Regions from separate parts of the Mus musculus genome. Here region 2 is linked to region 1. Evidence: chromatin loops called from intact Hi-C (ENCODE). Cell type or tissue: heart. All regions are shown on one strand. Each heading gives the region's core, and the rest is flanking DNA. Links, peaks and the distances in the headings are about the cores only. Region 1 holds the start of Tgfbr2 (transforming growth factor, beta receptor II). Region 2 has its middle 57 kb from the start of D730003K21Rik.

Region 1 (2,907 bases), core at 207-2,706:
CAGGCCGTGCTGCACACAGACAGGCGCACGCGCGCACGCACACACACACACTGTAGAGATTGTCTCTGGAAAACATGGTCACCCCAGAAAGAATGGAAATTTTGATGGGTCTTCCTACTGATAGCCTTTCTACCTCCAGCCAAGTATTTTCTCTCCTTACTCGAATTATCTTATCGAAGAGCGATCATTGAAAAGCAGACTCCACCACCAAAGACACTTTTTTTTGTTGTTTTTTGGGTTTTTGTTTGTTTGTTTGTTTGTTTTCCCAGACAGTATAGCTTTGGCTGCCCTGGAACTCACTCTGTATAATAGGCTGGCCCTGAACTCACAGAGACCCGCCCACGTGTGCCATCATCGTCTGGCCCCAAACATACTTTAATTTCTTTAGTTTCTTAGAGGCAACACCCTGAAAATATCAGCCCTACCTTGATCACAGAGCTTCACCCAGCAAACCACGCCCAGGAAACGGTCCTTCCAATGGGAGGCTCTACCCAGGTGCTCATTAGACATGCAGACACTCTGGGTTCAGACCTACTGAACCAGAACCTGCAGGTTAGCTAAATTCACAACCCAACGTGATTAATACGCACATTAAACTCTGAGACAAACTCCTGGATTTTGTTCCACAGTAAAAAACAGTCCTTTACAACGTGATCACACATGCATGTACATAAAACTGAAACTAAGCTCTAGTGAAGAAGTGCTTACCTTTATTTTATTAGGGGAAGCAACGTGTTCGGGACTCTGAAGCTACATTTCAGAGCTCTCTCCTGGGTCTCAATGGAATTATGAAGCCCCTGGGAGTAATGCCTAGAAGGTGTGGGGGTGCCTGGAGGTGTATCAAGGAAAGTGGTTTACACCACTTTCGAGCTTGTTTTGCGAAAAGTGCGCTTAGTCACTTCTGAGTTTGAACTTGGAGCCCAGACTTGGCGGGGTGGGGGTTGCGTGGGAGCGCTGGGAGTGGGCAGCTAAAAGTTTGTAGAGTCCAGGCAAGGTCCAATCCAGCGGCCTTGATTGGCGGCCGGAGGAAGGCGAGGGCTGGAAGCTGGAGGAGAGGGCCGGAGCTGGAAGGCTCTCCGGCGGCGAGAGGTCCTGCCCAGCTGTTGGCGAGGAGTTTCCTGTTTCCCTCTCGGCGCCCGGGTAAAGTTGATGAGTGAGTCACTCGCGCGCACCGACCGACGACACCCCCCGCGCGCGCACACGCTCGCCTGGGGGACGGAGCCCCAGCCTCCTGCTCAGCTCTCCTCGGCCGCCGGGGGCCTCCTCCGGGCCTCCGAGCTCCGGGGATCGCCGGCCACATCTGGCCCGCATCCTGAGAGGGCGAGGAGTAAAGGCGCAGCCCGGGGTCCCCGAGGCTCGGTTCGTGGCGCACCAGGGGCCGGTCTATGACGAGCGACGGGGGCTGCCATGGGTCGGGGGCTGCTCCGGGGCCTGTGGCCGCTGCATATCGTCCTGTGGACGCGCATCGCCAGCACGATCCCGCCGCACGTTCCCAAGTCGGGTGAGTGAGTGGCCAGGGCGCGACCCTGGGGGTTCACTGGGGCTCCCCGCTCCTCCTCCAGCCCCCAGGGCAGCGATTGACAGTCGGCCGCGGGACCCGGTGCGAGAGCGGAAACGGGAAGTTTGTAGCGGCCCGAGTCGGTTCAGGCCCGCGGGGATCCGGGCAAGATCTCTCGCAAAAGAGCAGGACAGTCCACTTGCAGGGGACTTGGGGACGCTCCTGACCCCCTTTGTGCGCGCACGAAAGGCCAGGTCGGCCGCGAGGGGCCTGGAGCCCCGGAAAGGGAAGTTTAAGAAGTTGGAACTTGGAGGAGCATCGGCAGGGGACTGGACGCCCAGCTGCTGCACACCTGGGCCGCTTACTGCCCTAGACACCGCGACTGAGCCAGACTCTCAGTCCTCAGCTTTGCCATCTCGGGAGGGATTCTGGGCCGTGACTCACTGGATACAAGTTAGAGAAGAGAACTGATCTCTATCCTCGCTGATTCCTGGCCTGCCGGGATGAGGACCCAGTGAGGGTGGTCAGGTTGATGGCTGAGAAAAATCTAGTGCATGCCTACTAAGTGATGGACTATAGGGATGCTGCCTGGAATGAAAGATCTCAGCAGCTACTATTCAATGGAAACACCTAACCCAGGTTGTCCTCCAGGTCCCATCGCAGGGGTTAGTTAAGGGAGAAAAGCAGGCTCTAGGGCTCCTTCCTAAGGGTTTGCTTGGAAAGTTTAAAATCTGGCATTTTAACTCTAAAGTTAGAGTTAGGGCCACGATCTGGGCAAGTCACATGACTCTGGGCCTCAGTTTTCCCTACTGTACAATGCAGTGGTTCAGTTTGTGAAAGTTTACACTCTTTTCATCACTGGCTTTCCATGACCTTCCCTAGTAACTAAGAGGATGGCCAGGGTCGATTTGGGGTGAAATGCAGAGATTGCGGTGGCCGTGTGTGTGTGTGTGTGTGTGTGTGTGTGTGTGTGTGTGTGTGTGTTGGGGAGCGCGGAAGTAGGGTGCAAGAGAGCTCGTTGCAGACATCGGTAGTTGAGGTGATTTAAGAGTTTTGGATCGTGTTGCAAACAGCAGTGGACCATTTCAGAAGGGAAGAGCCACACAAAGGGAAACAGCAAAAATCCTAACAGGTTTTAGTCCTGTTGCTTCATAAAGTCCGCGTTCGTGTCGTTGGTTTCCATTGAAGTGCAGTTCCAGAAAGGTCAACTGTCTCTCATGTTAACCCAGGCCCTTAAAGCTGGCTTGGGAGATTTAGCTCAGTGGCTAAGAGTGTTTGCTGTGCAAGCTTGAGGACGTGAGTTCAAATCCCGAGGGCCCATATGCAAAGTTGGGTGTGGTTCTTTGCCAGCCCAGCACTAGTGAGAGAAGACTGGAAACCCTTTGGAAATTGCTCGATGCCAGGTTAGC
Region 2 (2,907 bases), core at 269-2,768, 96 kb before region 1:
ATGTTGCTTGTACCATAGGCACATAATGCGCAGAGTGTAATTGAATTCCTATCCTTTCCTTGTGAGTGCAGAGCTCACCATACTATCTTTCAGAAAGCAGCAGTTTATTTTGATGTTTATTTTCCAGTCCTTTGCTTATTATGTTTTATTATTTAAAAAAAAAAACAATCCCGAAGTTGGCTGAAGTTTAATGTACAAGTGATCATAGTTGATAATGTGAATAAACAAATTGTGTTGCCACGTGTCATTTTATCGACTATGAATTGGTATCACCACACTTTCATTCATGATAGCCCTTCTCAGTGCTGAGGGGGAGGAAAGGCACTTTGAACCAAGGATAGGGCAGAAGTTTGGAACTCCAGAACTCACTTGAAAAATGGGCAAGCCAGGATTCCCATCACTTAGAAGATAGGGAGATGTGGACATTTCTGGAGCAAGCTGCTAGCCAAATGACCAAGTTCCAGGTTCAAGTGAGAGACTCTGCCTTAATAAGTAAAGTGGAGAATGGTACAAGGAGACACCTATCTTCATCTTGGGGTCTCTACATGCATGTACACAGAGTTGTTCACACACCTGTATAACTCACAAACACACACACACTTCATTCCTTCTGGCCCTACCTTCCTGCCCATCCCTGGGTTTCTCCATAAAAGGAGGACTCCCATTGCCTCCATGGCTCCCAACCTCACTTCTGTGCAAAGAACACAGCACACAGTGTGTGCTACAGCTTCAAACTTCCCATTTCCTCAGTTCTAGGTGTCCTTGACCCCAAGACTTCACTAATTCATCTGTGTGGTTCTGCATCTAGCCCCGCTGCTTGGGTGTGGGCACGCCACCATTAGACAAACTAAACATGGAGACATTACACTACATTTACACTACACCCACTGCTGGGTGATAGACTAGCAGGAAGCACTGGTACACCACTCAGAGGAGTGGAAAAACGCAGCCTAAGATGTGGGAGCTTGAAGCTGGGGTTCCCTGACTCACGGGCATCCAATCACCACTGGAAACAATGCAGAGGAGCCAGAAATGAAGGGTCAGGGGGTCCACTGGGCCAGGGGTTCCCATATTCCTGGACATCTGGATGCCAAAGGGTTGCAGGGAGTTGGGAAAAATGGAGCAAGGTCCAAGAGTTGAAGAGCCTAGTTCTATACAGTCTTTGGATGAGAAGAGATTCTGAGGAAATTTAGAGATGTGCAGCCCCTTCCAGACTGTTCTCAGAGGAGAACAGGCATCCGAATGGGGAGCACTGATGGCTGTGTCTCTCTGGCAAACGTTCTATATTTCCCAAATAACCTGGCACCTGGCTCTCCTAGAGGGGCTCATACACAGCTGAAGGATTTCACACATCCTGATTTGGAAAACATCTGGAAAAGTGCTTCACATGCTCACAGAGGCACTGAGTGATGGAGTACCCTTCTCTTCACAGGCAGGACTCAGAGGTAAGGGAGTCCTGGGGGATGGTTTAGAAAAATCACTGCCATGGAAAGTGTGGCCCAGACTGCCATTAGCCACAACAGGCTGCACCGGTTGACGGTTGGCAGCTCTCCTCAGAAGTAACCAGACCTGTATGTCCGGAAGGACGGGGAAGTGGCGGTTTGCCACCAGACAGCCCTTGTCTCAAGGAAGTCACTTCAATACCTCAGCTCTTCCACTTGTAGAATGTGGAAATTCCTGTGAGGAAGGCTGTGCACAGACACATCTGGTGCATGGCTGACACTTAGTGAACATTATTCATCCTCATGAGTTTCTCCCAGGGAGTGTAGCGCCATGAGGTTCCTCTTCTTTCTACTGTTCCCAAGCAGACATTCAGGTTGCTAAAATTTCTACCCTTCATTTTTGTCTTGTTTTTATTTCAGATTTGTTTTCTTTTTTTAACTTTGTATGGGGGTAGAAATATGTGTTAGTATTTGCACCATGTGTGTGCTGTGCCCAAGCATAACAGGGTCCCAGACCTTAGCATAACTGACTCCATGATGGAAGTACCATTTGGGCCATAAAACTCAGCGTGTAGATGGTGCCACCTGCCTGAAATGAAAACAAATTCCCAGTCCATCAAAGTCTCCGGGAAAGTCTCTCAATGTTCTAACCTTGCTTTTCTGCTTCTGTCTATCTCTTCTTATTAACTGATGCCAACCCAGAGCACGGCCTTGGTGCTTAAAAGCTCACCCTGAGAAAGGCTCGGAGCTACATCGAGATCCCAAAAGCACAGTGTAGTCACTGGATGGCCGATAAAGACAAACCCACGTCCAAACAGTCTTCTCTGGTGGGTACCTTATGACACAAGGATGCCAGAAAGAGTCTGACCTCTCATAGCTTAGGTTCTACGCAGTTGTGAGCTGTCAGACATGGGTGCTGAGATCTGAACTTGAGTCTTCTGCAAGAATAGTATGTTCTCTTGACTGTTGTGCCAAGTCTTATTTTTGCAAACAGACTATCTGTTCCTATCTATTAAAGACCTGATTGTGAATGCTGAAATGACTGTCTGCCTTATTTTCTCTCCTCACTGACCAAGAAATGAGATTTTTTTCCCTGCTTTCAGCATTTGGCAGATTCCCAAATCTTACCCTCAAAGCTAAGGATAAAGATCTGAAATTCATAACCAAGATGTATGCACCCTCCTTTCAGAGCAGACAATGGCTTATCAGGGGTGAAAGTGAATGCAGCCAACTCAACATGCTATCCTCCAACAACCTTTCTTGTCTTCTCTTTTCTTCCTTTTCCCTTTTTCCTCCTTTCTTCCCCTTCCCTCCCTCCCTCCCTCCCTTCCTTCCTTCCTTCCTTCCTTCCTCCCTCCCTCCATTCCTTCCTTTCTTTCTCTGACAGTAGACCTTGTAGCCCAAGATGGTCTCTAATTTGCTATGGAGCCAAATATGACCTTGAACCTCTTTGGACCTCTTCCTT

Evidence for each region. Hi-C counts contacts between places; a loop is a spot of excess contacts. Peaks named below come from ENCODE experiments on the same cell type or tissue, not always from the same donor. Only the 100,000 strongest peaks of a DNase experiment are listed, where the experiment ranks them.
Region 2: it touches region 1 in a loop (2.1-fold over the local background); 1 of 42 quality-filtered maps calls a loop at or near these places.

Annotation. Positions count from the first base shown.
Region 1 is chr9:116,173,538-116,176,444 of GRCm38, reverse strand. Tgfbr2 (transforming growth factor, beta receptor II) reads left to right here and starts at 1,082. Exons shown (of 8, transcript NM_009371.3): 1 at 1,082-1,501. The coding sequence starts at 1,408. Gm40582 (a long non-coding RNA gene) reads right to left here and starts at 801. Exons shown (of 3, transcript XR_871320.3): 1 at 709-801; 2 at 426-534. In heart, for the core only: a CTCF peak has its summit at 1,255; DNase peaks (open chromatin) are centred at 454 and 1,164; H3K4me3 peaks cover 2,328 bases; H3K27ac peaks cover 1,858 bases.
Region 2 is chr9:116,269,188-116,272,094 of GRCm38, reverse strand. No RefSeq gene overlaps it. Among named protein-coding and RNA genes, the nearest start is that of D730003K21Rik, 57 kb to the left of the region's middle. In heart, for the core only: no CTCF peak of the experiment used is centred there; a DNase peak (open chromatin) is centred at 1,594.